Regions from separate parts of the Homo sapiens genome. Here region 2 is linked to region 1. The links are chromatin loops, found by intact Hi-C in ENCODE. Cell type or tissue: endothelial cell of umbilical vein. All regions are shown on one strand. Links, peaks and the distances in the headings refer to the core of each region. The heading gives the core; the rest is flanking DNA.

The links. Peaks named below come from ENCODE experiments on the same cell type or tissue, not always from the same donor. Only the 100,000 strongest peaks of a DNase experiment are listed, where the experiment ranks them.
Region 2: it touches region 1 in a loop (20-fold over the local background); 3 of 110 quality-filtered maps call a loop at or near these places.

Annotation. Positions count from the first base shown.
Region 1 is chr19:6,514,754-6,520,124 of GRCh38, forward strand. No RefSeq gene overlaps it. Among named protein-coding and RNA genes, the nearest start is that of TNFSF9, 14 kb to the right of the region's middle. RefSeq lists enhancers at 1,379-1,919, 3,261-3,310, 3,361-3,490 and a silencer at 1,781-1,950. In endothelial cell of umbilical vein, for the core only: a CTCF peak has its summit at 2,277 (motif pointing right); DNase peaks (open chromatin) are centred at 1,488, 2,298 and 4,768; H3K4me3 peaks cover 839 bases; H3K27ac peaks cover 708 bases.
Region 2 is chr19:6,122,632-6,128,002 of GRCh38, forward strand. It overlaps LOC105372255 (a long non-coding RNA gene), which reads right to left. Exons shown (of 4, transcript NR_187772.1): 4 at 2,795-5,350. Among named protein-coding and RNA genes, the nearest start is that of ACSBG2, 10 kb to the right of the region's middle. RefSeq lists a silencer at 2,907-3,201. In endothelial cell of umbilical vein, for the core only: CTCF peaks have their summits at 3,093 (motif pointing left), 3,292 and 3,889 (motif pointing right); DNase peaks (open chromatin) are centred at 3,070 and 3,880.

The DNA.
Region 1 (5,371 bases), core at 309-5,308:
CACTGCGCCCGGCCTTTTTTCTTTTTTTTTTTGAGATGGATTTTCACTTTTGCTGCCCAGGCTGGTGTACAATGGCGTGATCTTGGCTCACTGCAACCTCTGCCTCCCGGGTTCAAGCGATTCTTCTGCCTCAGCCTCCTGAGTAGCTGGGATTACAGGCATGTGCCACCACGGCCAGCTAACTTTTTTGTAGTTCTAGTAGAGACAGTTTTCACCACGTTAGCCAGGCTGGTCTGGAACTCCTGACCTCAGGTGATCCACCCGCCTCGGCCTCCAAAAGTGCTTGGATTACAGGCGTGAGCCACTGTGTCCAGCCGCATCCAACATCTTGGTGGTGCCGGAGTTCTGGTGACAGTGGAGTGGCTGGGGGGCATCCTGTGCCAGTCCCCAGGCCACTGGTGCTGAGAAAGGATTCCTGCTGGGGTGGGGCCATCACCCCACGTGGTGACCTTTTCCACGTCAGGGGAGCAGAGGGCTTTGGGATGGGTTCACCCACTCAGACCAGGCCTCATGGAGGAAGGGTGGGGTGGAGAAACCAAGGCCTCCGTAGCTCCTGTTAGTGATTTAAGACACAGCCCCCACCCCACACCAGGGGCGTGGCAGGTCTGGGGTGGGGTCTTGGTGGATGTACATGCGGATTATGGGTGAGGGCAGAGCCTGCATGTTTGGAGGGCAGAACGAATGGGGCAAGGCCTAAAGGAATCAAAGGGCGGCTGCAAGTCCCAGCGAAATTGGTGAGGGATGAGCATGGCTTGAAAACCTGGAGTGGGAAGAGGGTGCAGGACTCCGGAAGGGCAGAACCCAGAAAAGGGGCTAGGGGTTGAGACAGGACAAACCCTCAAAGGGGGAGAGGTGCCGAGCCTGAGGAGAGGGTGGTATGGACTAAGAAAAGCAGAAAAGTGCCAGGCGCGGTGGCTCACACCTGTAATCCCACAACTTTGGGAGGCCAAGGTGAGTGAATCACCTGAGGTCAGGAGTTCGAGACCAGCCTGACCAACATGGTGAAACCCTGTCCTTACTAATAATACAATAAAAAAAAAAAATTAGACGGGCGTGGTGGTGCATGTCTGTAATCCCAGCTACTCGGGAGCCTGAGGCAGGAGGATCACTTGAACCCGGGAGTCGGAGGTTGCAGTGAGCCGAGATCGCACCATTGCACTGCAGCCTGGACGACAAGAGCAAAACTCCGTCTCCAAAAAAAAAAAAAAAAAAAAAAGCAGAAAACAGAGTGGGGCACGAAGAGTCTCCAGGCCCTATTCCCAGGTCACTAATGATTGGGAAATGGGCGGGGCCTGGGAGAATGACAGGGAGGTGTGAGGGACTGAGGAGTGGGCAGGGTCTGGGAGGCTGATAACAGGGGAAGTGGGCGGGGCCTGGAGATAATATTGGGAGGAACTGTGGCGTGGGAAGGGCCTGGAGCGGACAGCAGGGGAAGTGGGCGGGGCCTGGGGAGAATGACAGGGAAGTGGGAGGGACTAAGGAGTTAGCAAGGGCTGGGAGACAAATAACTATGAAGTGGGCGGAGTCTAGGGAGAATGACCGTGGGGTAGGGGAACTGAGGAGTGGGCTGGGCCTGGGAGTCTGCTGGGGAAGCGGACGGTCCTCGAGAGAATGACAGGAAAGTGGGAAGGACTGAGGAGTGGGCAGAGCCTGAGAGGCAAACGGATGGGTACGAGGGCGGGGCCTGGGGAGAAGCTAGGGAGGTGGGAGGCGGATGACAGCGGAATGGGGCTTCGGTAGACTGACAGGATCAGTCGTGGAAGGGGCGGGCCCATCTTTCTCTTGAACCCGCGAGCCAAAGCCACGTTGGTGCTGGTGATCATCCAGGCTGAGCGCTGGGCATTCCCAGTCTCGGGCGATTTCTTGGCGTTACTTCCAGGCTGAGAGCCATGACTAGGCGAGCTTCGGCCGTGGGACCGAAGACCTCCCACCCTCAGCACTCTAACCTCCCCGACCCTGCCCTCGCTGTGCCTCGTTGGGAATCCGCCTCCGGGGTCTTCCGCGGTCCAGGAGCCGCACCTGCCGGGTGGAGACGCGGGGCTGGCTGGGGTGCGGGAGTAGGAGGTCTTCGGTCCAACCGCCTCCAACCCATTCCTGCTTCCGACGTTCTGTTCCCGCGCTTAATGCCCTGCCCGATCCAGTTCCGGCCTCCCATCTCCCCTTCCCGCGTCTCCACGCTCTTTCCTTCCCCGGTTCTGCCGTGAATGCTCCCAAGTCCTAGAGCACCGGAACTCCCCGCGCGCCTTGGCTCCTGGGCCCCAGCTCCGTGCAGTCCTGGACTGGGGCTCCAGGTCCACCAGGGGGCGCCCGCTGCCCAAGCTGGGTATCGCTGCGGAGAAAAGGGGCCCAGAGTGATTGTTCCTCAGGGGAGGGAGGGGGAGGTCCCCAGAGGGAAGGGCCTGAGTTTCCTCTTGGGGGATGGATCCTAGGTGGTCTGAGGGGTGAGTCCTGGGTTCCCTGGCGGGAGTGGATCTTGGGTGGTCCTCTGTGGGTACAGGGTGGAACTTGGGTGTTCTGAGGGGTAGTCCCTGGGGACTCCTCTGGGAGCGGGGCAGACCTTGGATGGTCGTAGGATTGGACCTGGACCTCTGTGTGTGTGATTGTGCATGCCCATAACGTGTGTTCTTGCGTTATGTCTATGACTAGCCATGGTGCCTGCCATGTATGTGTATCTACGATTGTGTCTTTGGGTGTCTGTCTCAGTGTGTAACCGTGTACGTGTGTGTTGTGTACCTCCATGTCTGTTTTGGTATGTGTGTGATGGTGTGTCTGTGTTGGTGTGTTCTAGTCTCGGTGTGTTTGGTTATATGCCCTGAATATATGTCTCTTGTGTCCTTGTGTGTGTCTGTTGCTAGCTTTTTTTTTTTTTTTGAGGCAGAATCTTACTCTGTCATCCAGGCTGGAGTACAGCGGCGCCATCTTGGCTCACTGCAACCTCTGCCTCCCGGGTTCAAGCGAGTCTCCCATCTCAGCCTCCTTAGTAGCTGGGACTACAGGCACTCACCACCACGCCCGGCTATTTTTTTTTTTTTTTTTTTTTTGTATTTTTGGTAGAGACAGGGTTTCACCATGTTGGCCAGGTTGGTCTCGGACTCCTGACCTCAAGTGATCTGACTGCCTTGGCATCCCAAGGTGCTGGGATTACAGGCGTGAGACACTGCACCCGGTCTGTGGCTAGCTTTGATGGTTGTTGTGTATCTATGATTGTGTGTCCAGGTGTGTGTGTGTGTGTGTGATTGTGTGTATGTCTGCATGGTGTGTCTGTATGTCTGTCTTGTTTTGTGTGATTGTATATGTCCAGAATGGGTGTGCCCTTTGTGTTCTGGTGTCTGTGTGTGTCTACTTGTGTCCCTCCCCCAGGGGAGTTGGAAAGTCCTTTCCAGGTAGTTACCCTGCTGGGATTCCCTTTCCAAAGCGGGTTGACTTCCCAGCACCGTGAGCTGCCTCTTCATGCTCTTGGAAGGGGTCGCTGGGTCTGCCCCAAGTCTGCCTGGGTCTTCCCCAACCCTGACTCCTCCTTCCACTGCCCTCAACAGGGAAACACCATTTCCTGCCTTTGATGTCACTAGGTACAAAAAGTTTCCTTCCTCCAAGTGGCTCTGGCCACTGGTTTCTTTCTGCGTGTGTGAAAGCTGGCCACGATTCTGTGCTTAATGTTAAAACAAAAAGAATAAAACAAAGCAAACAAAACGAACCCATGGAAAATGCAAGCATGCAAAATCATACACCATGAAACATCCACATCTTCTCACCCCAATACCCTCAATTTTTGCACATCTTTCTGAAATGTTTTATACAAACCTATTTCTGCTCTGAAACCCAAAGCGTGCATTCTGCACATAGCAGCCTGCACCTTGCTTTCGTTTCTTTTTTTCCTCACTTGGTTATTCTTTTAAAGGTTTTTTTTTGTTCCCCCGAGACAGAATCTCACTCTGTTGCCTAGGCTGGAGTGCAGTGGCATGATGATCTCGGCTCACTGCAGCCTCTGCCTCCTGGGTTCAAGTGATTCTCCTGCCTCAGCCTCCTGAGTAGCTGGGATTACAGGCATGCGCCACCACACCTGACTAATTTTTGTATTTTTAGTCGAGATGGGGTTTCCCCATGTTGGCCAGGCTGGTTTCGAACTCCTGACCTCGTGATCCACCTGCCTGGACCTCCCAAAGTGCAGGGATTACAGGCGTGAGCCACCATGCCCAGCCTCTTTTTTTTTTTTTTTTTTTTTGAGATGGAGTCTCACTCTGTTGTCAGGCTGGAGGGCAGTGGTGTGATCTCGGCTCACTGCAACCTCCACCTCCCCGGTTTAAGCGATTCTCCTGCCGCAGCCTCCCGAGTAGCTGGGACTACAGGGGCCCGACACCACGCCCAGCTAATTTTTGTATTTTTAGTGGAGACGGGGTTTCATTATGTTGGCCAGGATGGTCTCGATCTCTTGACTTCGTATCTGCCCGCCCCCGCCTCCCAAAGTGCTGGGATTACAGGTGTGAAGCACCGCACCCGGCCGCCTAGCCCCCTTTAAAGGTTTTGTAAACCATCTGCCCAAAAAAGCAATTACATAGAATAATCACGCCAAATTTTCAACCTAAAGTTCAAACAGGACAGAGACTCAACCTGATGGGTAAGGCCCATTTCACACTAAAAACCTTAATCTTTGAAAGAGTAGAGGAGGCAAAGTCTGAGTGCCTTGTTCTCTTAGCCCTTGGAGATCTCTGTCAAGAGATGACTCAGACATGTTTTTAATTTTTAAACCGATTCTGTGAGTAATAACCTGGCAGTTTTCCTTCTGATGACCAATGCAGTTATTTTCATCTTCAACAATTTTGCACCACATATTCCTGCCTGCCCCTTGTTTTTATTTATTTATTTTTGTTTTTTTGTTTATTTTGTTTTGTTTTGAGACTGAGTCTCTCTCTGTCACCCAGGCTGGAGTGCAGTGGCATGATCTCAGCTCACTGCAACCTCTGCCTCCCGGGTTCAAGCGATTCTCGTGCCTCAGCCTTCCGTGTAGCTGGGATTACAGGCGCCCACCACCATGCCCAGCTAATTTTTGTTGTATTTTTAGTAGAGACAAGGTTTCACCATGTTAGCCAGGCTGGCATGACCCACTGCACCTGGCCTTTTTTTTTTTTAGACAAGTCTTGCCCTGTCACCCAGGCTGGAGTGCAATGGCGTGACCTCAGCTCACTGCAACTTCCACCTTCCGGGTTTAAGGGATTCTCCTGCCTCAGACTCCCGAGTAACTGGCATTACAGGTGTGGACCACCACGCCTGGCTAATTTTTGTATTTTTAGTAGAGACGGGGTCTCACTATATTGCCCAGGCTAGTTTTGAACTCCTGAGCTCAAGTGATTCGCCCCCCTCAGCCTCCCAAAGT
Region 2 (5,371 bases), core at 281-5,280, 390 kb before region 1:
AATTAGGCCGGGCATGGTGACTCACGCCTGTAATCCCAGCACTTTGGGAAGCTGAGGCGGGTGGATCACGAGGTCAGGAGACCAAGACCATCCTGGCAAACATGGTGAAACCCTGTCTGTACTAAAAATACAAAAAATTAGCCGGGTGTGGCGGTGGGCGCCTGTAGTCCCAGTTACTCTGGAGGCTGAGGCAGGAGAATGGCGTGAACCCGGGAGGCAGAGCTTGCAGTGAGCTGAGATGGCGCCACTGCACTCCAGCCTGGGCAGCAGAGTGAGACTCCATCTCAAAAAAAAAAAAAAAAATTAGCCCGTGTGGTGGCGGCGCCTGTTAATCCCATCTACTCGGGAGGCTGAGGCACAAAAATCTCTTGAACTCGGGAGGTGGAGGCTGCAGTGAGCTGAGATCGTGCCAGTGCACTCAAGCCTGGGCGACAGAGCAAGATCCTGTCTCAGGAAAAAAAAAAAAAAAAAAAAAAAAAACGGTGAGGAATGAGAAGGAAAGAGGTTTATAAAAAACAGAGAAACAAAAAATTTCAGTAACAGAAGCTGTCAAGCATACTAGCTGCCTTCTTTATGAAAATAGAGATAAAAATGTTCAATTCTGGGCGGGCACAGTGGCTCCTGCCTGTAATACCCGCACTCTGGGAGACCAAGGCAGGACGATCGTTTGAGGCCAGGAGTTTGAGACCAGTCTGGCCAACAAAGCGAGACTTCATCTCTACAAAAACATAAATAAAATCAGGCTGGGCACAGTGGCTCACACTTGTAATCCCAGTACTTTGGGAGGCTGAGGCGGGTGGATCACTTGAGGCCAGGAGTTTGAGACCAGCCTGGCCAACATGGTGAAACCCTGTCTCTACTAAAAATACAAAAATTAGCCAGGCGTGCTGGCAGGCGCCTGTAATCCCAGCTACTCGGGAGGCTGCGGCAGGAGAATCGCTTGAATCCAGGAGGCAGAGGTTGCAGTGCACTGAGATTGCACCACTGCTCTCCAGCCTGGGTGACACAGCAAGATTCCATCTCAATCAATCAATCAATCAATCAATCAATCAATCAAATCAACTGGGCATGGCGATGCGGACCTATAGTCTCAGCTATCTGGGAGGCTGAGGTGAAAGAATTGCTTGAGCCTGGGGAGGTTGAGATTGTAGTGAGCGGAGATTGGGCCATTGTATGATAGGCAACAGAGCAAGACCCTGTCTCAAAATAATAAGAACTCAAAAAAGAGAATGTTCAATGTTTAGCTTAATTACGACTAAGCTGTAACGGTAACATAGTGCGTTGACTGGTCTAGGTTCTGTGCCTGAATGTTACCAACTTTTCAGGATTGATACAAAGATTTACCTTACAACTTGGCAAGGCAATCTAACGAAAGGGACAGTGGGGGCTTTGCGACTAGTTCCCATCTTTATAAACGACATTGGCTTCATCTGCATTATTTTAAGGACATCACTGTGTGAACTGTACCGCTTTTATTATTATGACTGTTTTAATAGACACAGGAGGCTGGGCACTGTGGCTCATGCCCGTAATCCCAGACTTTGGGAGGCTGAGGTGGGAGGATCACCTGAGCTGAGGGAGGTTGAGGCTGTAGTGAACGACAATTGTGCCACTGCACTCCATTCTAAACAACAGAGTGACACCCTGTCTCAAAACAAAACAAAACAAAAACAAATTGAGATGTAACTTACAGATGTCAAAGTGCATAATTCTTAATTGTTTACATATGTGTGACTTTTTACGTGTGTGTGTGTGTGTGTGTGTGTGTGTGTGTGTGTGTGTGTGTGTGTGTGAATCCTTACCACCAGCACCTGGATCAAGGTATGGAACATTTCCTTCTCCCCAGAAGGTTCTCTCTTGTCCTTTTCCAGTTAATACCTCTACCCCATTTTTCTGACTTCTACCACCACGTGTATTTTGCTTACTCTTTTATTTTAATTTTTTAGACAAGTCACCCAGGCTGGAGTGCAGGGGCGCGATCTTGGCTCACTGCAATCACCATCTCCTGGTTCAAGCGATTCTCCTGCCTCAGCCTCCCAAGTAGCTGGGACTACAGGTGCACACCACCATGCCCAGCTAATTTTTTGTATTTTTAGTAGAGATGGAGTTTCACCATGTTGGCAAGGCTTGTCTTGAACTCCTGACCTCAAGTGATCCACCTGCCTCAACCTCCCAAAGTGCTGGGATTACAGGCGTCAGCCACCGCGCCTGGCCTTTTCTGGCTTCTTTAGCATATTATATCTGTGAAGTTCATTCATATTGTTGAATGCATCAGTTGTTCATTCTTTTAAAAAAAATCTGAGTGGTATTTCATTATAAAAATATATCACTATTTATAGGTTTATTCTTTTGTTGACAGACATTTGGTTTGCTTCTAATATTTTTTAAAAAAAATTTTTTTTGAGACAGAGTCTTGCTCTGTCTTCCAGGCTGGAGTGCAGTGGTGAGATCTTGGCTCACTGCAACCTCTGCCTCCCAGTTTCAAGTGATTCTCCTGCTTCAGCCTACCGAGTAGCTGGGATTACAGGCATCCATCACCACTCCCGTCTAATTTTTGTATTTTTAGTAGAGACAGGGTTTCACCATGTTCGCCATGTTGGTCTTGAACTCCTGACCTTGGGTGATCTGCCTACCTCGGCCTCCCAAAGTGTTGGGATTACAGGCATGAGCCACTGTGCCCGGCCCCTCAAATTTTTAATAGACACAATTGGCAAGAAACGTCACGTGCACAAGCAAGTGGTAAGAAACTTCAAACCATTTTCTACAAGCCTTTAAAAAATTATAACAGGTGAAATTATGTCTAAGGACCCCAACTTCTTTATTCATTAACAAATATAAGTTTCAAAAATTGTTGTAATGATGTAAATGGCTTTTTGAATCCAGTTGAGTGTTTTCCCATCAGGCACTTCAAATGATAATGATGCTCTAATTTGCATGCATTGTTGGAGGAGTCATCCAGTTGCTGGCTTGATCCCTGCTAAAAGAGCATACCAGCTGCAAATTGACAGAAGAATCTGATACACGTGAAGATGGGGACTTGGAGGCTTTATCTGGAGCTGCAGCTACCAGGAGCCCCCTTCTGGTCTTCTCCAAGAACTGCACCTTGGCTTCATGGCCTTACCTTGGCACCTGGAACATGGACTCCTTCAGTATCTTCCAGTACCTGGATCCACAGTGACACAGGATGTTCGTGGTGGACAGCGAGTGTCAGACGTAGGGATCAAAGACACACCTCCAGACCTCACTCCATACTGGCCACCCCGACAGGAGCCTTGGATGAGGCTGCTCATGGCTGTAGATGACACACCAAGGAACTAGAGCTTTTCAGATGCCACCTGGCCACTCCTGTTCTCGGCCATAGCAGTGTTACTTGGTACTGTCAATGTCCACTGCATTCTGTCAAATGTGTGTCATTTAAAGACCACAAGACATAACAAAAATTAATTCGTTAAAACTTATTGTATTTTATTTTTTAAACTGAGATAGGGTCTCTCTCTGTTGCCCAGGCTAGAGTGCAGTGGTGCAATCACAGCTCACTGCAACCTCAAACTCCTGGGATCAAACAATCTTCCCGCTTCAGCCTCCCAAGTAGCTGGGACTACAGGTACGTGTCACCACATCGCGTTAATTTTCAAATTTTTAGGAGAGATGAGGTCTCACTATGTTGCTCAGGCTGGCCTCAAACTCTTGACCTCAAGCGATCCCCCCGTGTTGGCCTTCCAAAATGCTGGAATTACAGGTGTGAGCCACCATGCCTGGCCTAATTTTGCTTACACACACACACACACACACACAAGAAAATTGCAATTTCAGGAGCCATGACTTATGACATCATTGATTCCTGATGGGGCAGCTCAAAAAAAACAAAACAAAACAGGACCATAAGATGGCAGTATTGCATAACAAGCTTTACTGCACGGCACTTAGATAGGTTTGCATGCGGGGAATGTCCCTTCCAGCAGGACTCCTTCCAGAGGAACTCCTGGGACAGAGGAGAGTTAGAGGCAGGGCTTAAGTGTCTAGGTGATGTCATTGAGTAGCAAGGTGGGGAGAGTCTGCATCATAGAACTCTGAAAGGCAACAATAATTTGGGGTTTCTTATGGCTGTAAGATTTTTCTTCTCTGTGATTAATAGGTGTTGTTGGGTGCAATTTTATGGGGTATGCAAAGCAGGTGGGCTCTAAATGACTAAACATATGCTTATTTGTGCAATATTTATAGCAATGGATTGTGTGAGAATTTGAGCTTGGTGCTGGTGGGCTTTGAGCTGAGAGGTCCCTGCCTGCCTGCTGTAAAGAAATAAATGAGATAGGGCTGATAGAAAGACACTGTCTTTGGCTCACTTATACAGCAAGTGACAACCAATTTAGTTCAGACCTTTCTTGCTTCTAGACCTGCACCATCCACTCTTATCCACTTCTCATTCTTCCTGGAAGCTGCCACGGAACATGCAGACCCCCGTATCCACTTTTGCCAGTAGGGACACCCACTTTTGAAAAGCCACGGACCCCTGGCAACGCAGCTGCAGACATACCATTTAACTCACCCTGCCTGGAAAAGGAAAGTAAATGTTTTCTTCCCAATTTTTGCTAGGGAAATCCAGGCACATATATGTATTCAGTAACTCAATGATATAAATTTCAGGGCTTGTGTCTGTGTGTTATTGGAAAAGCATTTGAGGCTGGCTGTCATGGTTCATGGCTGCAATCTCAACACTTTGGAGGCTGAGGCAGGAGGCTCACTTGAGGCCAGGAGTTCCAGACCAGGCTGGACAACTCTACCTCTACAAAAAAATAAAATAATAAGCCCCGCATGGTGGTGCACACCTGTAGTTCTAGCTACTCAGGAGGCTGAGGTGGGAGGATTGCTTGAGCCCAGGAATTCAAGGCTACACTGAGCTATGATCACACCACTGGGCCTGGGCAATGGAGTGAGATTCTGTCTCTAAAAAAAAAATGCATTTGAGAATTTTAGCAAATCTAAGTACATTTGGAGTCTGCTAATATTACTGTATATGGGATTTTGGTGGGACCATCCCTAAGGATTTAATAATAAAATGTCCCTTTATATTGTTGAGAATTTTAAATAATTCTTTAAAGCAGTTATGTTCTGATAAATATTTAATAACTGGCTCTTGAGTGGCATGGGGCGCTGATTTGCAGTGTTTGCCAATTCCTGTGGTGTAAATACTCCCACTGTGGCTGATTTCAAGGTACAGATGTGATACCACTGAATGTGAAGCTGAGAAGAGATGCATGCAATTGGCTCTGACTCATGCGGTTGATACATGCCAGCTCCAGCACATCATGACTTCAAGCTGTCCCAGATGTGCCCTGTCTGAATTTCTGACCTACAAAAACCACGAGAGATG